4 separate regions of the Homo sapiens genome follow, and all the other regions are linked to region 3. A link is a contact called in ENCODE Hi-C or POLR2A ChIA-PET data. All regions are on one chromosome and are shown on one strand. The core of a region is the stretch at or near the end of the contact, and the rest is flanking DNA. Distances in the headings are between cores, read along the strand shown.

Region 1 (4,441 bases), core at 1,340-3,839, 6.5 Mb after region 3:
TTAGGCCAATAACAGATGAGGCCAGGCGCGATGGCACACGCTTGTAATCCCAGCACTTTAGGAGGCTGAGGCGGGCGGATCACGAGGTCAGGAGTTTGAGACCAGCCTTGCCAACATGGTGAAATCTCGTCTCCATTAAAAATACAAAAATTAGCTGGGCATGGTGGCAGGCGCCTGTAGTCCCTGCTACTCGGGAAGCTGAGGCAGAAGAATCACTTGAACCTGGGAGGCGGAGGTTGCAGTGAGCTGAGATCATGCCATTGTACTCTGGCCTGGGCGACAGAGCAAGTCTCCATCTCAAAAAAAAAAAAAAAAAAGGACCAAGGTAGCCTGGGCGCAGTGACTCATGCCTGTAATTCCAGCACAGGAATTGGGAAGCCGAGGTAGGAAGATCCTTTGAGCCTGGGAGTTCAAGGCCAGCCTGGGCCACATGGCGAAACCCTGCCTCTACGAAAAATTAAAAAATTAGCCTGGTGTGGTGGCAGGCGCCTGTAGTCCCAGCTACTCAGGAGGCTGAGTTGGGAGGATCAATTGAGCCTGGGAGGTTGAGGCTGCCTTCAGTGAGCCATGATTGTGCCACTGCACTCTGGCCTGGGTGACAGAGCAAGACCCTGTCTTGAAAAAAAGAAAGAGAGAGAGAGAGAAAGAAAGAAAAGAGAAAGAAGAAAGGAAGAAAGAAAGAAAGAGAAAGAAAAAAGAGAAAAAGAAAAAGAAAGAACTAACAAGAAAGAAAGAGAGGAAGGAAGGAAAGAGTGGACAGGCTCTAGGATCTGGACTGGACTTGGACTTAGAATCTGGACTTGGACAACCTAAGGTCAGGTTCTGCCATGTATTAAGCAATGTGGATAATAATGGCACCCACAGCTCACAAAATTGCATGTGAAAACACTTTGTAAACTATAAAGTATTTTGAGCCCTGGAGGGCAGTGGGATGGGACCATCATGCCTCAGGCAGCTTCTCATCTCAGTGCCCAGTTCAAGACCTGGCACCCAGTAAATGTCCCATAAGTGTTTGCTGAGTGAATAGATAAACAAGTGATTATCATCATCCTTTTAACTTGATCTCAGCTTTGCAGAATAAAAACAGGCAGATGCTGTTGGACCCTGATTCAGGTTTTGTGAGCTGAGGCCTCACAAATGAGCCTGCTTTTTTTTTTTTTTTTTTTTTTCCTGTTAACGCTTTTGACGTTTTCATTTTAATATGTGAAACCTGGCTACTTGTCTCAGGGAGAGTTTATGGAAAAAAAGCTTCCAGCTGGCTTTGGGCAGCCCATAAAAATGTACTGAAATGTCTAACTTTGACCAGTTAGAAATTAGGAGCTGTTGGGGGATGCAGGCCGGTGACGCCACTCGCCCTGGTGAGGCCACTGAATTTCAGTAATTAGCTCTCTGGGCAGGAGGACTCGCTCCTAATTCCTTCCTGGTTCCGAGTCAAAGGATGAGGCCCTGAATCTGTTAAAGAGAAACCACAGCTTTCAGATAACAGACAAACATGTCTTTAACACACGCAATCTTTGATTCAAATGATTTCAAAGGGCATGGGGGAGGGAAGGGTTTTTGTGAGCTTTAACCGAAGCCGCTCATCAGAATGTCAGCTCTCCAAATCCTATCCTTCCCTCAGCTCAAGTCTGACCTCCTCCAGGAAGCCCTCCTTGGTAACCCCAGCCCATCACAGGTTTGTTCATCCACACGACTCCTTGCTTTAAAACTCTCCAGAGGGTCTGCCTAACTTCATGGTCAAGTTCAGTCTTCTTAGTTTGGCATACAAGGCCCTTTGTGATCTGACACCTTCTCACCTGTGTAGCCTCTTCTCCTACTCTCCACCCCCACCCTTTAACCCAGGTGCGACAAACAACCTTCACCCCTCTCCCCGGAATTTGGGCCTCAGAGCCTTGGACTGTGTTTTTGCCTTGATGGGGATTTTCCTTCCCCTTCGTCATGTGGCTGGATGGTCCTTATTCCCAAAACTCACCCCAAGCCTCTCCTGCAGGGGTGGGGAGAGATTGAGCCCCCAGGGCTGGGTTAGGTATCCCTGCTCATGCCCCAGAGCGCCTGGGTTTCTGCTCATCACAGTTAGTGTAAGGATCCATTTACTCATCTGCCTCTCCCGCCCTCTTCCCTTCTCTCCCCTCCTCTCCCCTCCTTTCCCCTTCTTCTCCTCTCCTTCCCTCCCCTCCCCTCTCTGAGGAACTTGGTCCAGCTACAGTCAATATCTAGAGAAGGTATTGGCCTAGAGAACCTTGCTCAATCTTAAGCCCGCACACCTGCCGTACTTTGGGATCACCCCGGGAACCTTAACATGCTGATGCCTGTGTTCTTATCTTCAGAGACTCTGGTTTGATTGGCCTGGATGTGGCCTAGGCATGGGGTGAAGAGTGTGGGTTGAAAAGCTCCCCGGGTGGTTCAAGGTGCAGCCCAGGTGGAGCGCCACCATAATTTACAGCACACGACTCAAGACCCACCCAGCCACTTAGAGGAGCTGCACTCCAGGCACCTCGGGGAGTATAACCTTGAACTCGGAACCCCACTATATTTGCCATATTTGTTGTGTTGAAAGAAAACTAGTCATCTGTTTATCTGAGTCAGTAGCATTGAGCAGCTGTATAGTCCCCCACAGGCCCCACCCAGTCTTCCGTGCTTGTTAGGAGAGACGGAAGCATCACAGTCACCTGGTAGAAGGATGCCTGTCTGAGCCCCACCCCAAATCCAAGGAGCCAGACCAGGGACCCTGTGCTATAAACAAGTCTCCTGGTGATCCTTCTGCACACAAATGTGCCAGGGCTCAAAACATCCTAAAACAGGCTGCAAACCCCTGACGCCTTGCAGAGCCAGGTAGGAAAGTTCAAAGCAAAGAAAGGCCTCCAGGGGACCATGCGGGGACTGGAAAACGACTGGCTCTAGCAAATTCTTGTCCTTTGGGAATGTGGGCCCCATGTTGTCAAGTCCCTCTTTTTTAAAAAGAGAATGCCAAAAATCTGAATTTTTAAAAAGGTGAAACTTGTTTAAAGCTGACAACTAATTCAAGCCATTTAAGTACACAGCTCAGACCAAACAAAACTTACCTGGGACCTGAATTTAGCATCTATTACCAATGTTTGCGGCAAACCCCACACGTGGATGAAGCTAGAGGGTGGTGTGCTTGCCTGGCCTTGTCTCGGCTCTCTCTTTTTTGAGCTGTTTTCCTGCTATGGGACTTGGGCCAGCACGGAGTAGGAGTGGGGAGGCGGTGGGGAGCGGGTACAGGAAACGGCCCCTGAGACTTGTGCCGTACGTGCAATTGGGAGGCTGTTTGGGGACATTGTTCCTCACGTTTAACAGTGTTCTCTTCATGCCAACTCTCTAAAAAAATACCTCTCAGGTCTCAGGGCCTAATAGAGTTTTGATTTGCCTCAGCAATGGTGTGCCAGTGTCTTATGGACACTGAATTGCGTGGGATCAAGTTTTAGCTGCTAGAAAGGTCAGAGGGCAATTTGTGGCCTGTCCCCATGGCATATAGGACCTCAAGGTCCACACTTGTATACCTGTCATTCCTGGGTGCTTCTGACCTTTCCAACTTCTGTTTTTCGTTTGATGCTTGTCACATGACCACTCCTGTAAAATTTTATGCTTGTATATCAAATAAAGAAGTTAAGTGCTTTCTGAAATAAGGCATGCTATAAATAAATAAGCCCATAAAAATAGTAAGTGCTGAAAAAAAGGGTTATTGAATACATGACTACTTGAATGATTCATTTTGTGGTTGCACACAGGGCCTTGCACAGAGCAGGTGTTCAGGAAATGAGGGCAGGATGGTAGAGTGGAAAGCAGCAGTTTAGAGATGGAAAGACAATAGCCCTGCCATTTCCTAGCGACTGGGACCTTAGCCAAGCTGACTAACCTCTCTTAGCCTCAGTTTCCTCGTCTGTACAATGGGGACAATCTCAGTGCCACCTTATCAGAGTTGCTGGGAGGATTGAGTAAGATGATGTAAAGTGCCTAGCATGTAACAGGCACTTAATAAGTGGCAGCTGTGATTATTTCAACACCAGAAATACCCTCATCTATGAATGTCATTGTTAAATGACTTAGTAAAGGCAGTAATGTGTGCAACATGAGTGAGGACGCTCTCCCTTTGCTCAAGCCAGCTAGAGTGTGACAGAGAAACCACATGGATTCACTGGGTCAATAAAATGGGGAGGCCTTCCAGAAGCTCTCGATTCCCTCAGCTCCTTGTCCCAGGTCTCTGCTCCCCTCCACACCAGGGCCCCTCTGATTATAGCAGTGATGGCAGGTGGCTCCCTGTCTGAGTGTGGCTGCCCCATCACTCCCCTCTCAGCATGCTTATGTGCTAAAGACCCTGTCCTGTCTGCCCCCGTCATCCAATCTCTAGCCCTAGCCCTGTACATTCCCTTTCTGGAAGCCTCTGGCAGTTTTCTGCAAGCTTCCCAGCCCTGACTGATCC
Region 2 (4,609 bases), core at 1,972-4,471, 7.0 Mb after region 3:
ATCATCCAGAGTAGACTGTTAGGAAGAGAGAAGGCAAGCTAAATCTCCTCAGCCCAGCCCAGATGCTGACAGAGGCTGTATTCATTGGGATTTGGAGGAGATAAGGTGCTGGGGAGAGTTGTGGAGAGACAGTTACCCCACGGTGGAACGAATGGTGACGCAGGGGCTGGCTCACTGATCCTGATTCTGTTGCTAACAAGCTAATGCAGGGGTTAGCAGCTTCTTCTAAAAGGGCCATATAGTGATTGTTTATTTGTAGTCTCTGTCTCAACTATTTAACCCAGCTGTTGTAGTCAAAAGCAGCCATGGATAATATATAAATAAATGGCTGTGGCTATACTCCAGTCAAACTTTACTTACAAAAACTACAGCCTGTAGGCTACAGTTTGCCAACTCCTGAGCTAATGTGACTCTGTGTAAGTCATATTACTCCTTTGTGCTTCAACTTCCTCCCTTTAGAATGTCAGGAATGAAACCACACATCTATTTCATAGGTTGTTGTGCATATCAAATACAATCATAGATTTTACCCACGATGAAGTCTATACAAATAATAAGAATCCAGAGTTATAGCACTTTATCTTTTTTGAATAAGCTATGCTTAACTGAATATCTGTTACTCAAGAAAGACTGGAAAGCACAACAGTTATAATTCATGGGACTCACACACAGAATAAAGCTTTAGGAATACCTACACTATCTTGCAGAATAGCCTCTGTTCTAAACAAAAAGGTTATTACTGATTCTGGAAAAAAATACACACTGAAGAAAATTTTAAAAAAATGTACGCATGAGTGTTATGAACTCATGAACTGCTAATGTGAAAAATGTCCCCTCCTGCCAAATTTGAAAAATTTTACTATGAAGAAAAAAAAACGGTCACAGACCCCCACAACTTGAATTAATAAAAGGTTCTCAAACAACCATTGACTCTTTGCTTCATTTTTCAGCTTCTGGGGGGTAACAGCATTGACGTACTCCCCACCTGCATGTTGTGTGCAATTTCTTCTCTGTCAGAGAGGATCTGAGAAAGATTCTTGGTGCCCAGAACATTCCTCAGAGTAGTTTGTGCCAAAAGACGGGTTGCTGAGTCAGCGTTGGTGATATTTGCCACAGCCAGGGTTGCATTCTGAACGCGGTAATAGACCACACCATCCACGCTAATTGTCACTGAATCCTTTGTGAGGATCTACAAGATGAAGGAAGCAATTTTACATCTGTCAACGACTTTTTTTTAACATAACTGTAAGGAATGTTATTCTACAGAATATCTTATAACACTAGCTGATTTTCTTTAGTAAGGCATCAGAAAGTTAATTATATCTTTTAAAATTTAATAAAATAAATTATTCAAGTCCATTAATTCATTCAATCATACAAATAATATTGAGATATCACTCAACAGCAGGCACTGTACTAGGTACCAGGGATTAAGGTAGGAAAAAAACTTGGTTCCTCCTTTGAAGGAGGTTAGGGAATCAAAGGAAACTCTTAGGGGCAGCTGTGGGTGGCAGGGGTGATACCTGAATTGAATCTTGAAGAAAGGAATACAATTTTTCTGAGGGTGTTGGGTGGAGTGGAAGAATATTCAAGAGAGAGGCACTAGAGAGTCAAGGTTTGATAAACTACAAGTTCCACAATATTACTGGAACAAAAAGTGCATGGGGAATGTTTTTAAAGGGCAAGGTCAGCATCAAAACATATTTTACAGCATGCTACATAAAAATGCTAAACATGACATATTTTTGTTTTAAGCTAAGAAGTTATCTGAGTGAGAGGCTCCAGGAAAATAGTTACATCCATCACTTAAAACTCACTGGGACTCAGTTTTCTCATTTGTAAAGTAGAGATTAATTATAGTACCTACTTTGCATTCTTGCTAGAATTAATGCGTTAAATACATTCAAGTGCTCAGAAAAGTTCCTGGCACGTAAGAGCTGTCTTATTATTTCATCTTGGATAATGGTGGTAACTTTACTGAATAAAACACTGACTTGATTAACTGTAATAAGTTAATTTAGATAATAATAAACAAGCCAGCTGGGCATGATGGCATACACCTGTAGTTTCAGCCACTCAGGAGGCTGAGGCAGGAAGATTGCTCCAGCCTGGGAATTCCAGCCTCTCTCACTAACAACATCAGGCTGGCACCTTTCTACTGATCATTTAAATGTCCTTCTCTCTGTGAAACTTTCTTGGCTTACTTGGCAGAGTTAAGCACTCTTCCCTTGCACATCCACTGCACCTTACTGTAGTGACATTATTTATTCACATTTCTACTTCTCTCTTAGACTATGAATTTCTTCAGGGCAATTCTTTGTAACTCTAACACTGGCAGAGTGCTTGAAACATAGCGGGTAGTCAATAAATGAGAGAGGAGCTGAACTGAAATGTGGTCCTGAGAACAGTGACCGATGAGGAACACAGCAGTGAGAGTTAGGAGACCTGAACTGAGTCCCATCTCTGCCTTCAGGTCCCTGGATGGCCTCTAGCAAGGTTTTTAACCCATTTGACCAACAGATTCCTCATTTGTGAGATGGCGCTAATAATACTGCCTAATTCTATCCAAATTTCTGTGAAGATCAAATAAGAACATACTTGTGAATGAAGCCCTTTTGAAAGAGTAAACAGCTATGAAAATGGAAGGTAATAATAACAATGTTGTAACATGGCTGTTTAGCCCTGCCAGACATCAAAGCAGTGATCCTTTTTTAGTAATCTCAAAATACTTCTAACATGGAAGAGAAGTGGAGGATTTATAAATAAATGTACAGTGTATTACCATCTTGTATGAAAACTAATTATTTCCCATGACATGATGGGAAAATGTGTGTCATTCCCAAATTCTTGCCACTTTGACTTTGCCACAGCTTCTTTCTAAAGCTACAGCTTCTCTGCCTACTGTTTATCATCGGCAAGGGTTTATCTCCCTTCACAGAAACTTCACAGGGGATCAGAAAAAGGATTGCTGCCAAGTTCCAATCTGCTTTGCATTCAGCAGCTTGCAGAATAGGAGAGGGCCACTGGAAAGCAGAAGCTTAAACAGCAACTCTGCCAGATGTCTGTAATGTTTATAGTGGAAAATGCCAGAATGTCCAGCTACCCTGAAGGGCTCCTTCTGAGACTCAATCTTCCTTAGACGATGGGAAAACACACAGAGAATACAGTGATACTCTCAGTCTTGTTCTTATGAGTAAAATGTGGGCAAAATGATTCCTGGCATCACTAACTTTGGGTGGATTATAAAGTCTGACCCCACCCACTTCTTGGATCAGTACCAACAAGGAAGTTCCTAAGCTGGTTTCTGGTATTTGTGACATGAGAAGGCAACATGGCCAGGCTCCATCACCATGCTGAGTATCTGGCCTTTGGCCAGGAAACACTGACAGCATTCTTCTGTCCTTCCCCCTTCATGATGTTTTCAGGTTTTCTGTATGCAACGGTTATTAAGTCTCCTAAGGACATGGTTCCCAGGATGGCCATCACTTTTTCGGGGGCTATGAGGGAGCTCATGTACAATGCATTTAGCATGGAGCTGTGGAAAAAACAGCACTATACAAAGAATCCGAAGAGCTCAATTTTAGTCTTGGCTCTGCCACTGTAATCTGGAGGAATTCCTTTGTTTCACTGCAACTATATACTTTCTAGGGATTCTGCCATGAGTTTCATCTATGATAATACTTGTGAAGTAGTTTGAAAAGGCACAAAATAATCACTAGTATAAAATATTATGTTTTATCTAAAATGCCCAACAAGCAGTTTCTAATTCTTTGGTTTCTAACCAATTTATCTAGAATAAAACCTTAAGAAAAAAAATAATGAACTAATAGGGTTTTCTATCAGAAACCCATAGAAGAGAAATGTGGTAGTAAAAATGTTGATAGTAATAACAATGATGATATTATTATACTTACATTAGCATTACACTATGTTTTGTAATAATCATTCCTCGGTATCTGTGGGAGATTGATTCTAGGACCCTCAGAGGATACCAAAATCCAAGGATGCTCAAGTCTCTTATATACAGTGGCACAATATTTGCATATAACTTATGCACATCCTCCTTTATACATTAAATCCTTTCTGAAGTACTTATAATACTTAACACAATGTAAATACTACATAAATAGTTGCTATACTACACCGTTTTTAAAAATTTGTATTATTGTATCATTGTCAATTGCTTTTTTCCCTAAATATTTTTGATCCATGGAGCCAACCGTATAATCTATGTACATTTTCCTGTACACTTTAAATCATCTCTAGATTACTTCTATTATCCAATACAATACCTACACATCACTTTATTCATGTGGATTCAATGCCATGCTTGATGCATGGCAAATTCAAGTTTTGCTTTTTGGAACTTTGTGGAGTTTTTTCCTAATATTTTCAGTCTGCGGTTGGCTGAATCCCTGTATGCAAAACCCATGCATGCAAAGGGCCAACTGTAATAGTAACAGTAAGAACTTATATAGCACTTACTATTTGTCAGCCATTGCTCTAAGCACTTGGCACATATATCTCACTTCTCAGAACCACCTTATACAGTAGTTCTTACTATTACAAATGTCTATTTTCTGGATGAGGAAACTGAGGCACAGAAAAG
Region 3 (3,948 bases), core at 1,208-3,707:
TTTTTCTAGCTCTGCCACAGAGCAGCCTGCCCAATCACAGAGCCCTCTGGGTGCACAAAGAGGAACATCCTGTCTTCTGGGATGACTCAGTCGTGGCAGAAATCTCACTGTAACCAGGGGAAGGTGCACGTCAGAGGCAGCTGCAGTGACTGACTAGAGTTTCGCACTTGCCCCCAGGCGCCTAAACCAGTGAGCCTTTCCTGAGCCAGGCCTCTGCCTTCCATGCGAGCCATGGCCCTCCTCACCACAAAGCCCCAGAACTGGCCAGTCAGCTAGTCAGTCAACAAACACACGTTAGTGCCAACTACCTGCCAACCTCAGGCTGGGACGATGCTGTGATAGAGAAGCAGGCTGGGCATCAGGAGACAGGTGCTAGTCCTGGCTGCTGTTACTCACTGTGTATAGCTGGGCTTGCATTTTCCTCACTGTAAAATAGAGAAAGTACCACCTGCTCTTGATATCGCAAGGGGATATCACCCTGCTAGGGTGGGTTGGGAGGCAGGGTATGGGACTCAAAGAGCTTTGAAGTCCCTGATTGACTCAGCTTCTAAGGGCAACAGCCTCAGAACTGTTAACCTCTCTCCTCCTCCCTGAGGTCACATTTCAAAGTACAAAGATACATACTGAGCACCCAGTGGGCGCAAATTAACTTTTTAAAAAAGCCCTATGACTTCCTACTATATACCAGGCGCTACGTAAGATGCAAAGAATATAGAAAAGAGTAAAAGTGTTCCAAGATTTTAAACGGTGGGGGGTAGTACAATACAGAAGTGTTACCAAAGGAAGCTTTAAGGTGGGCTTGAGAAACAATGAGGATTTGGGGGAGAAGACTGGGGAGGGCATTCCAGGCAGCGGGAACAGCACGGAGGCAAAGGCACGTAGGTCTGAAAGTATGGCCTGACCTTGAAGGAGAGCTATGGGCAGGTGTCCCTGCATGCCAGATAAAGGCAGAGTTGTTCCAGCCAGCCCTCGTTAGGGCAGCAGGGCTGCTCCTAAAAGGCAGTGAGTGGGGTTTGGTGAAGACTCCAGCAGTGTGAGCTGGGGAGGGCTATGGAGTTCAGGGTCCCCGCCATCCCTGGAGAAACTGGCCCCACAAGGAAGTAGCAGCCACTGCACCCTCCTTCTGCACATCTCCTTCTTACACCCAAGCCGCCACTGCCCCTGCTCTCTCAAGGGTCTAACAGACCCCTGAGGTGTCTATCTTCAGTTCCTGGGTGGGATGGACTCTTCTTCCCCACCACCCACACAGGGCTTCTCCGCCCGCTCAGTCATTCCACAGCCAGGGACCCTTCCCTTTATGGCTCAATCCCTCAGAACTGCCCAGACGCCCAGGCTCTCCTTTGCCAGCACAGCTACGCAGCCCGCACAGCCTCCCCGTGCCCTCTGCAGCCCCTTCCCATCCAGCCAGAGCTGTCCAGGGTGCCACCCTGCTTCTACCCCCACCCACACCCTGACACCTCCCAGATGAAGACACTGAGGCACAGAGACATGGCCTGCTCTCACAAGACCTCACAGCCAGGAAGCGCAGACAGAGGATTCAAAGCTGGGGTACCGCAACTCTGAAACCAAGGCTGTCAGATGTGTCAGGGAGATGGGGAAGGAAGACCACCCCCCAAATCAGTAACCAGACCTTCCAAAAAGGCTCAACCATACCCCCACCCACCTGCTGGCAGGGCACAGACTTGCTGTTCTCAAGGGGTTCCCACCAGCTGTGTGGACTCTAGTCCCACAAGGAAGCACCAGCCACTCCCTCTCTGTGTCCTCCCTGCCCCCAGCCCGCTCCAGCAGCAGAGGCCGAGGAGAAAGAGAAACGGTGCCCTGGCTGTTGCCAGCTCTGGTCTTGCCATCCTCAAGAGCTGAGCTGGGTCTGCTGGTCCTCGGACTGTCCTTGGCTCCTCTCCTTGCTCTTACGCAGCTGGCATAAGGGGCCACTCCTTCAATAGGGACCACCCCCCGGCGCCGTCGCTGCCTCCTGGCCTGCTGCCCATGCCTGCATCGTCTCTGAGACCCCTTAGCAACCAAGGACACTAACTCTCCAGGTGCAGACGACGACACCCCAGGCACAGAGATGGACCCGCCTACCCAAGTTCACAAGAGATCAGAATCAGAGCTAGGACTGGAATCTAGCATCCTGAGGCTTGACGAAATCCTCCTTAAATCCACCCTTGCCCTGGAGGCCGGGATCCCCTAAGCCAAGAGAAAAGCGGTGCAGCTCCAGCAGCTGCAACTTCCTGGCTGGGCTGGTCCGGCTGCCTGGACTGTCCCGGAGAGTCTGTGACTGGCCCGTCCAGAAGGAAAGCGGCCTCCCGGGCCCTCCTCCGTTCCAATCCCTTACCTCTCTCGGGCTCCACCACCGTCCTGCCGACCCAGTTTCAGGGGACCTGCCTGTGAATTCTTTGTTCCAAACCCAGGGAGCCCCCTGTCTCCATTGCGCCCTGGCCCACCTCCAGGCCGTTCTGCCAGCCCAAGCTGCTGCTCACAGACCAGCATCGCTCCCCACCTCTCCCCGCCCCTGCCGTGGTTGAGGCCGCCTCGCCTCGGCAGGAAGCGCCCAGCCTGATTTCCTACAAGTGTTTGTCAGAAGGAGGGGGTTTGTCTGCGTGCAGAGCAAGAGCTGGAGGAGCTTAACCCCTTGCAAGCCCTCCGCAGTCAGCGCTGCCCAGGAAAGGACTCAGGGAACAAACTCCTGACGTCCTGGGCTTGGGATCATCTCAGCCCAGGCCCTGCAGGTACAGATGGGGAGACTAAAGCACAGAGAAGGTCAGAGGCTTGGCCAAGGTCACACAGCATGCTGTAGCTCCTACCCTCTAGGCCCTCTTCAACCACGGCCTGACCTTAGCCGAGGCTCCTTCCCTCACTAGGCCTCAGGGCCCATGTGCACGGTGAGAGCTCAGACTCAACACCACTCCTGCCCTTCCAGCTCTGACTCTGCCAATGTGCAACCTGAATCTCAGGGAGACCGTGGTGATTCCTGCCATCTCAACCCACCGTCCTCACCCCGAGGTGGTCCTGCAGCCAGAGTGGGATGTTCGGGGCAGCATGGAGGTGTGAACCTGGCGGATCAGGTAAACTTTCCCTTGTTGTAAGAACCCTCCAAGGGTTCACCAGATGTTGGGAACAGATCGATCCTGATGGTCAGTCGAGCTATCTTTCCTCAAGCCCCACCATCCCATTCCTTCATTCGTAGGTACTCACTGAGCTCCTACTGTGTGGCGGGTGCTTTTAAATCACCTGGGAATATGGCAGGGCCGAAGACAGGCCAGTCCCCTGCTCTCCACTCTAGCAGAGACATGGACAATAAGCAAGCACATGTATAATTTCAAGGAGAGAGCTGTGAACAATGAGACTGGGTGACGATCCGTGTCCCAGGCCAGGTGGCACTGAAGCCTGGGGCTCACCCCAGGCCAACAGAGTCAGTCTCTGGGCATCAGACATTTTAAGTGTCCCAGGTGACTGGCCCTGGTAGAGAACACATGGGGCCAAGAGTAATGGGTTGGAGGAGAAGGGTTATAGGACGGTCAGGAAGGTCTCTATGAGGAGGTGACATTCAAATAAGGCACTGGAAGGAAGAGGGGTCAAAAGCAAGCCACAAGAAGGTTTGGGGCAGAGTGTTCTGGGAGGGCAAGTGGAAAGGCCAAGGTGGGGGAGCCAGCGGGCTTTCCCTGAGAACAGCAAGGCCTGTGTACCCGGGGCAGAGCGAGTCAAGCGGGAGAAGCAGGAGCTTCACAGAAAAGCGGGCACAGGAGCACAAGAGGCTCCCAACACTGGCCCCACCCAGGACCCAGAGACTCTGAGTCAGGAAACAAAAAGAAAGAGGAAAAAAAACAGGCCTCTGTATTGTCCAAAAAGCCCTCCAGGTAATTCTGATAAGCAGCCAGATTTGGGAACCACCCATGTAGGAGAGAAAAAAATCTCAGAGTCACTGTGGACCTGGGTTCAAATCCCAGC
Region 4 (4,175 bases), core at 1,254-3,753, 7.0 Mb after region 3:
CACAAGCAGCCTTCTGGAAGTCATCACTGAAGCTGTGTTCCTCCAGGCTTTTTTTGTTTATTGTCTCTCAACTTAAGTAAAGTACTGAAGTTAGACAAGGTTCTACATTTTGGTATCCATCTCTGGGATAGGGAAAATGATTCAGAAAATCAGATAGCCGGGGTTTGAAACAGGGCTGAAAATTTTAGAAACTGTGATTTTGCCATGTGAGCCGCAGTATCCTTATTGTGAAATGGTGAATAATGACTTTTTCCTTGTAGAGCTGTTACAGAATGCAATTAGATAATGTTTGTAAAGCACTTAAACTGTCTTTTGGCACAGGGAAAGCATTCAATAACCTCTATTTAATAAATTCCAGCAATACCTTTCCTAGTAGCGTCAAATTTGTTAGGTTTACATTAAAAAAACACAGACTATGCAAAATTTTATTTGTATGTCTAATTTTTGAGAGGAAGTGGTGGTTTTCATTAGATCTTGAAAGATTTCTGTCTAAACAGTAGTTAAGTGTAGAACCAAGGAAAAAAACTGGAAGTTAAAAACTCATCTATGACCACTTGTCTGTAAATAAACATTAAGTACAAAGATCATGTTGATTCTCAAAGAACTCCAAGCAGATTTGCCACTGCAGTTTCCCACCAGGAGGTCAGGGTATTGAGGAATGCATGCTAATACCCACCTTTTTATCTAGGAAAAGACAACTAACTATCGAAGAGGCAGTTACCACCCATTTTTTCCCTATTCAAGTTTTAGAATCAGTCAAATCTAGATTTAAATACAAACTAAGTGACTTTAAGTAATTTAACTTCTTTGACTATCAGTTTCATCAAGTATAATATGGGGATAAGAATACCTACCACATCATCTGTTGTGAAGATTCAATAAAATAATATATACATAAAATACGTGGCACTGGGGGGGTCGCGGTGGCTCATGCCTGTAATCCCAGCACTTTGGGAGGCCGAGGCGTGTGGATCACTTGAGGTCAGGAGTTTGAGACCAGCCTGACCAACATGGTGAAACCCTGTATCTACAAAAAATACAAAATCAGCTGGGCATGGTGGTGCACGCCTGTAATCCCAGCTACTTGGGAGGATGAGGCAGGAGAATCACTTGAACTCGGGAGGCGGAGGTTGCAGTGAGCGGAGATCACACTCCAGCCTGGGCAAGAAAAGCGAAACTCCGTCTCAAAAAAAAAAAAAAAAGTGATACGGAGCCTGACCTATTTAGTTTCAATTTTTGTTGTTGTGGTTGCCATTATTCTCATCAACTCCTCCCTGTTACACTCTCCATTTGGGAAGATAACCTGCAACGTTATTAGTAGACAAAAAGTGAGGAATAAAGATTTCTGTAATTCCTTTGATGCTCCTGGGAAGGAACTGAACACAGGGATCCCTGGACAAGGGAAATGGAACTTATAGCTAAGATGCTGTGGATAAAGCTGGCTTTACAAATAATCAGAATAGATGACTCCAATGTCATGTTCTTTGAGGGGTCCTGGAAAGGACCACCCAGCCCTCTAAATTGCTTTCACTGCCATCCTGCCTGAAATTCCATCTTTAGAAACACTGTAATTCCTCTGGATCACTAAGAGCTCCTGAGTGGGTACCAGGACTCCTGAGAGGTCCACCATCTCTCTTTATTGGAACCCCCTCCCCAGAGTACCAGTTCCTCCACAGGGGAACGAGACTGAGCCACTTACAGCTCCTGCCTTGAAGACTGGGAAGGGAGGGTGGGGGTGAGGGTGGGAGAACTCAGGGTTCCTGGCGAGGAACAAAAGCCGGGAAGGAGAGTTCTCCAAAACGCAGAGGAAAGCGGAGGGGGAAAAATGGGGCAGAAAGTGGAGCTAGAAAGAGAGGTAAGAAGAAAGCCAGAGAGACTTCTTCCTTCTGCAAATCGGTCTAAGTTTCGGGAGGTGGGATTGGGGGAGGAGGGGGTTCACCCTGGGGCCAGGCCAGGGCTGGGTGGAGGAGGCGGCCTTCGAGAGAGTGAGTCGGGAAAGAAGGGGAGTGGGCAAAGGGTGAGATGTGGGGTCCCGGTCCCCGCCTCGCTGGCTGCCAGTTCCCTCTGCGTTTCCTAGTCCGCGTGCGTGACACGAGATAGTGCAGCCCTGGCATGGGGCTTGGCATCTGGCGGCCGCGAGATAACCAGGGCCCGTGCGATGGGAAACGTGCCGTTGGCAGCCCGCCACCCCTCCATCGTGACCTCAGTCTGCCAAACAGGGTTCGTGATGCTCAGTTTACTAGGGAGGAGCCGCGGCTTTGAGATCTCGCCCAGCCCGAAGCAGCGGAGACTGGCCAGGAGCCCGGCTGTCAGACCTCGGAGCGCACGCTGCGGGCGGGGGCTCGGTCCACGGGGGAGGGTCAGGGGACGCGGGACTCACCCTTGAAGGAGTCGGGGAGCCGCTGGGCTTCGGAGTCCCGTGTGTGCCGCTTCTCGGCCATGCTGCCCGAGACGCAGTCGCACTCCCCCGTCCTCGTTGCCAAACCCGGAGCCGCCGGGAATGCCCTGAGGAGCCAGAGGCACAAGACCCAGATTGCCGCCCCGCCCCCAATCGAGGTCCCGCCCTCGTGAGAGTTGGCCAATCAACGCCCAGGATCGAGGAGGACCCACCTCCCAATCCCCGCCCTCCTGTCCCTCCACGGCGCGACTGCTTCGCAGTCACTTCCCGCTAGTTCTGTGGGCTGAGGGGCGTGGCCTGAGGGGCGTGGCCTGAGGGGCGAGAGCCCCCAAGGCTGTGGGTATGAGGCCGGGGCCCTGCACCGGAAGGGAGGGCGGAAGCCACGGGACGTGGAGCAGATGGTGAGGATAGTGGGGAGGTAGCAGCAGAGGATGACCCGAGGCAAAAGTGCAAGTGAAGAAAAGTCGCCTTGCCGGGCAGAGGTACGGGACCAAGGCGCCTCCTCTGGGCTGAGGAGTTAGAGGGAAGAAAATGGCGCCCTGTCATGAGGGCGCGAGGTCCGAGTTGAGGGGAGAAGACTGAGGGACACAGAAGTGGCCGAAGTGAGGGCGCTGAGGTCAGCCTGAGCTGAGAGGGCCGGCAGATCACGCCGCAGCCGAAGTGAACGAACTCGAGTGAGGTGTGTTAAGAAAATCAAAATGTATAAATTTGGAAAAGGAGAGGAGGCCGGGCGCGGTGGCTCACGCCTGTAATCCCAGCACGTTGGAAGGCCGAGGCGGGTAGATCATCTGAGGTTAGAAGTTCGAGACCAGCTTGGCCAACATGGTGAAACCCCGTCTCTGCTAAAAATACAAAAATTAGCCGGGCGTGTGGCGCGCGCCTGTAATCCCAGCTACTTGGGAGGCTGAGGCAGGAGAATCGCTTGAACTTGGGAGGCAGAGGTTGCAGTGAGCCGAGATGGCCTGGGTGACAGAGCGAGACTCCGTCTCAAAAAAACAAAACAAAAAACAAAAAAACAGGAGAGGAGACTTTATTTCTTGTAAGGGGTTACAGCCTGCAAGGTGGCCATTCCGCAGGCTGGAGAATGGCCAGGACCAGAGACAGGCATTTCGTTGGAGGAGGGGTTGGAGTAGCGGCTTTATGCTGAACAGCTTGGGTAGACATGCATATTCAGCAGGTGACAGGAGGAGCTATGAATATTCATGAGGGTGGTCCTGACGCATGCCCATTGAGCAAACATGCATGTAACATACAACCCATGTTCATTTTGGAGTGAAGAGTTACCAATTAAATGTTAAATGCCTGGCCTGCATGGTGACGTCCCCATCTCTACAAAAAGTAAAAAAAAAATAGCCAGGTGGGGTGGTGTGTGCTTGCGGTCCCAACTAGTCAGGAGGCTGGGGCAGGAGGATCACTTGAGCCCAAGAGTTGGAGGCTGCAGTGATGTATGATCAGATCACTGCACTCCAGCCTGATGGACTCTAAAAAATAATAACAATACATGTATTACAGTTAGACCCCATGCGTCAAAAGGTCTTTTCAGGACAGGAAGGTGTGCAAGTATGCAGTCTGTGTAAACTAGCCAGAGCCAGTCCATGGTCGGTAGTTTTCCTATGAGGAGAAAGTTACTGAAATCAGCCTCTTGTCCAATTAAAGCTGTAATGATGGCTGGTGGAATAGGGGTTCCATTAGGCCACATCTGGTGGAGCTGCAAATTGTTTTAATATTGCTTATCTCGAGGCCAGTGCTTGTTAAGCTGCTAGAGAAAGAGAACAAC

The links. A loop is a pair of places that touch in the nucleus more often than their neighbours do. ChIA-PET counts read pairs that join two places held with the same protein, here RNA polymerase II (POLR2A). Pooled maps may share reads with other maps.
Region 1: a loop to region 3 is called in a pooled map, with 5 times the contacts of the local background. The contact joins the enhancer-like site here to the promoter of AKNA in region 3. A Hi-C loop is called at or near these places in 2 of 50 pooled maps. POLR2A ChIA-PET finds 5 or more read pairs at or near these places in 2 of 52 experiments (activated T-cell and endothelial cell of umbilical vein).
Region 2: a loop to region 3 is called in a pooled map, with 4 times the contacts of the local background. The contact joins the enhancer-like site here to the promoter of AKNA in region 3. A Hi-C loop is called at or near these places in 1 of 168 maps with a recorded cell type or tissue (natural killer cell), 1 of 37 single-sample maps with no recorded cell type and 2 of 50 pooled maps.
Region 4: a loop to region 3 is called in a pooled map, with 5 times the contacts of the local background. The contact joins the promoter of STOM here to the promoter of AKNA in region 3. A Hi-C loop is called at or near these places in 1 of 168 maps with a recorded cell type or tissue (natural killer cell), 1 of 37 single-sample maps with no recorded cell type and 3 of 50 pooled maps.

The regions. Positions count from the first base shown.
Region 1 is chr9:120,889,127-120,893,567 of GRCh38, forward strand. It overlaps a transcript of PHF19 not described here. Among named protein-coding and RNA genes, the nearest start is that of PHF19, 14 kb to the left of the region's middle. RefSeq lists an enhancer at 3,495-3,714. Within about 2 kb of position 2,590, at least 10 of the 41 ENCODE cell types and tissues checked have a DNase peak (open chromatin) inside an H3K27ac peak, as active enhancers do.
Region 2 is chr9:121,348,135-121,352,743 of GRCh38, forward strand. STOM (stomatin) reads right to left here. Exons shown (of 7, transcript NM_004099.6): 5 at 986-1,189; 6 at 1-15. Among named protein-coding and RNA genes, the nearest start is that of STOM, 20 kb to the right of the region's middle. Within about 2 kb of position 3,222, at least 24 of the 41 ENCODE cell types and tissues checked have a DNase peak (open chromatin) inside an H3K27ac peak, as active enhancers do.
Region 3 is chr9:114,385,525-114,389,472 of GRCh38, forward strand. It overlaps AKNA (AT-hook transcription factor), which reads right to left and starts at 2,458. Exons shown (of 22, transcript NM_001317950.2): 1 at 2,336-2,458. LOC124902253 (a long non-coding RNA gene) reads left to right here and starts at 2,526. Exons shown (of 3, transcript XR_007061742.1): 1 at 2,526-2,729; 2 at 2,921-3,065. RefSeq lists enhancers at 31-100, 1,121-1,270, 2,085-2,820, 2,291-2,420, 2,461-2,750 and 2 more.
Region 4 is chr9:121,367,747-121,371,921 of GRCh38, forward strand. It overlaps STOM (stomatin), which reads right to left and starts at 2,504. Exons shown (of 7, transcript NM_004099.6): 1 at 2,381-2,504. The coding sequence starts at 2,441. It overlaps LOC102723324 (a long non-coding RNA gene), which reads left to right and starts at 2,147. Exons shown (of 7, transcript NR_187160.1): 1 at 2,147-2,220. RefSeq lists enhancers at 2,509-3,469, 2,929-3,018.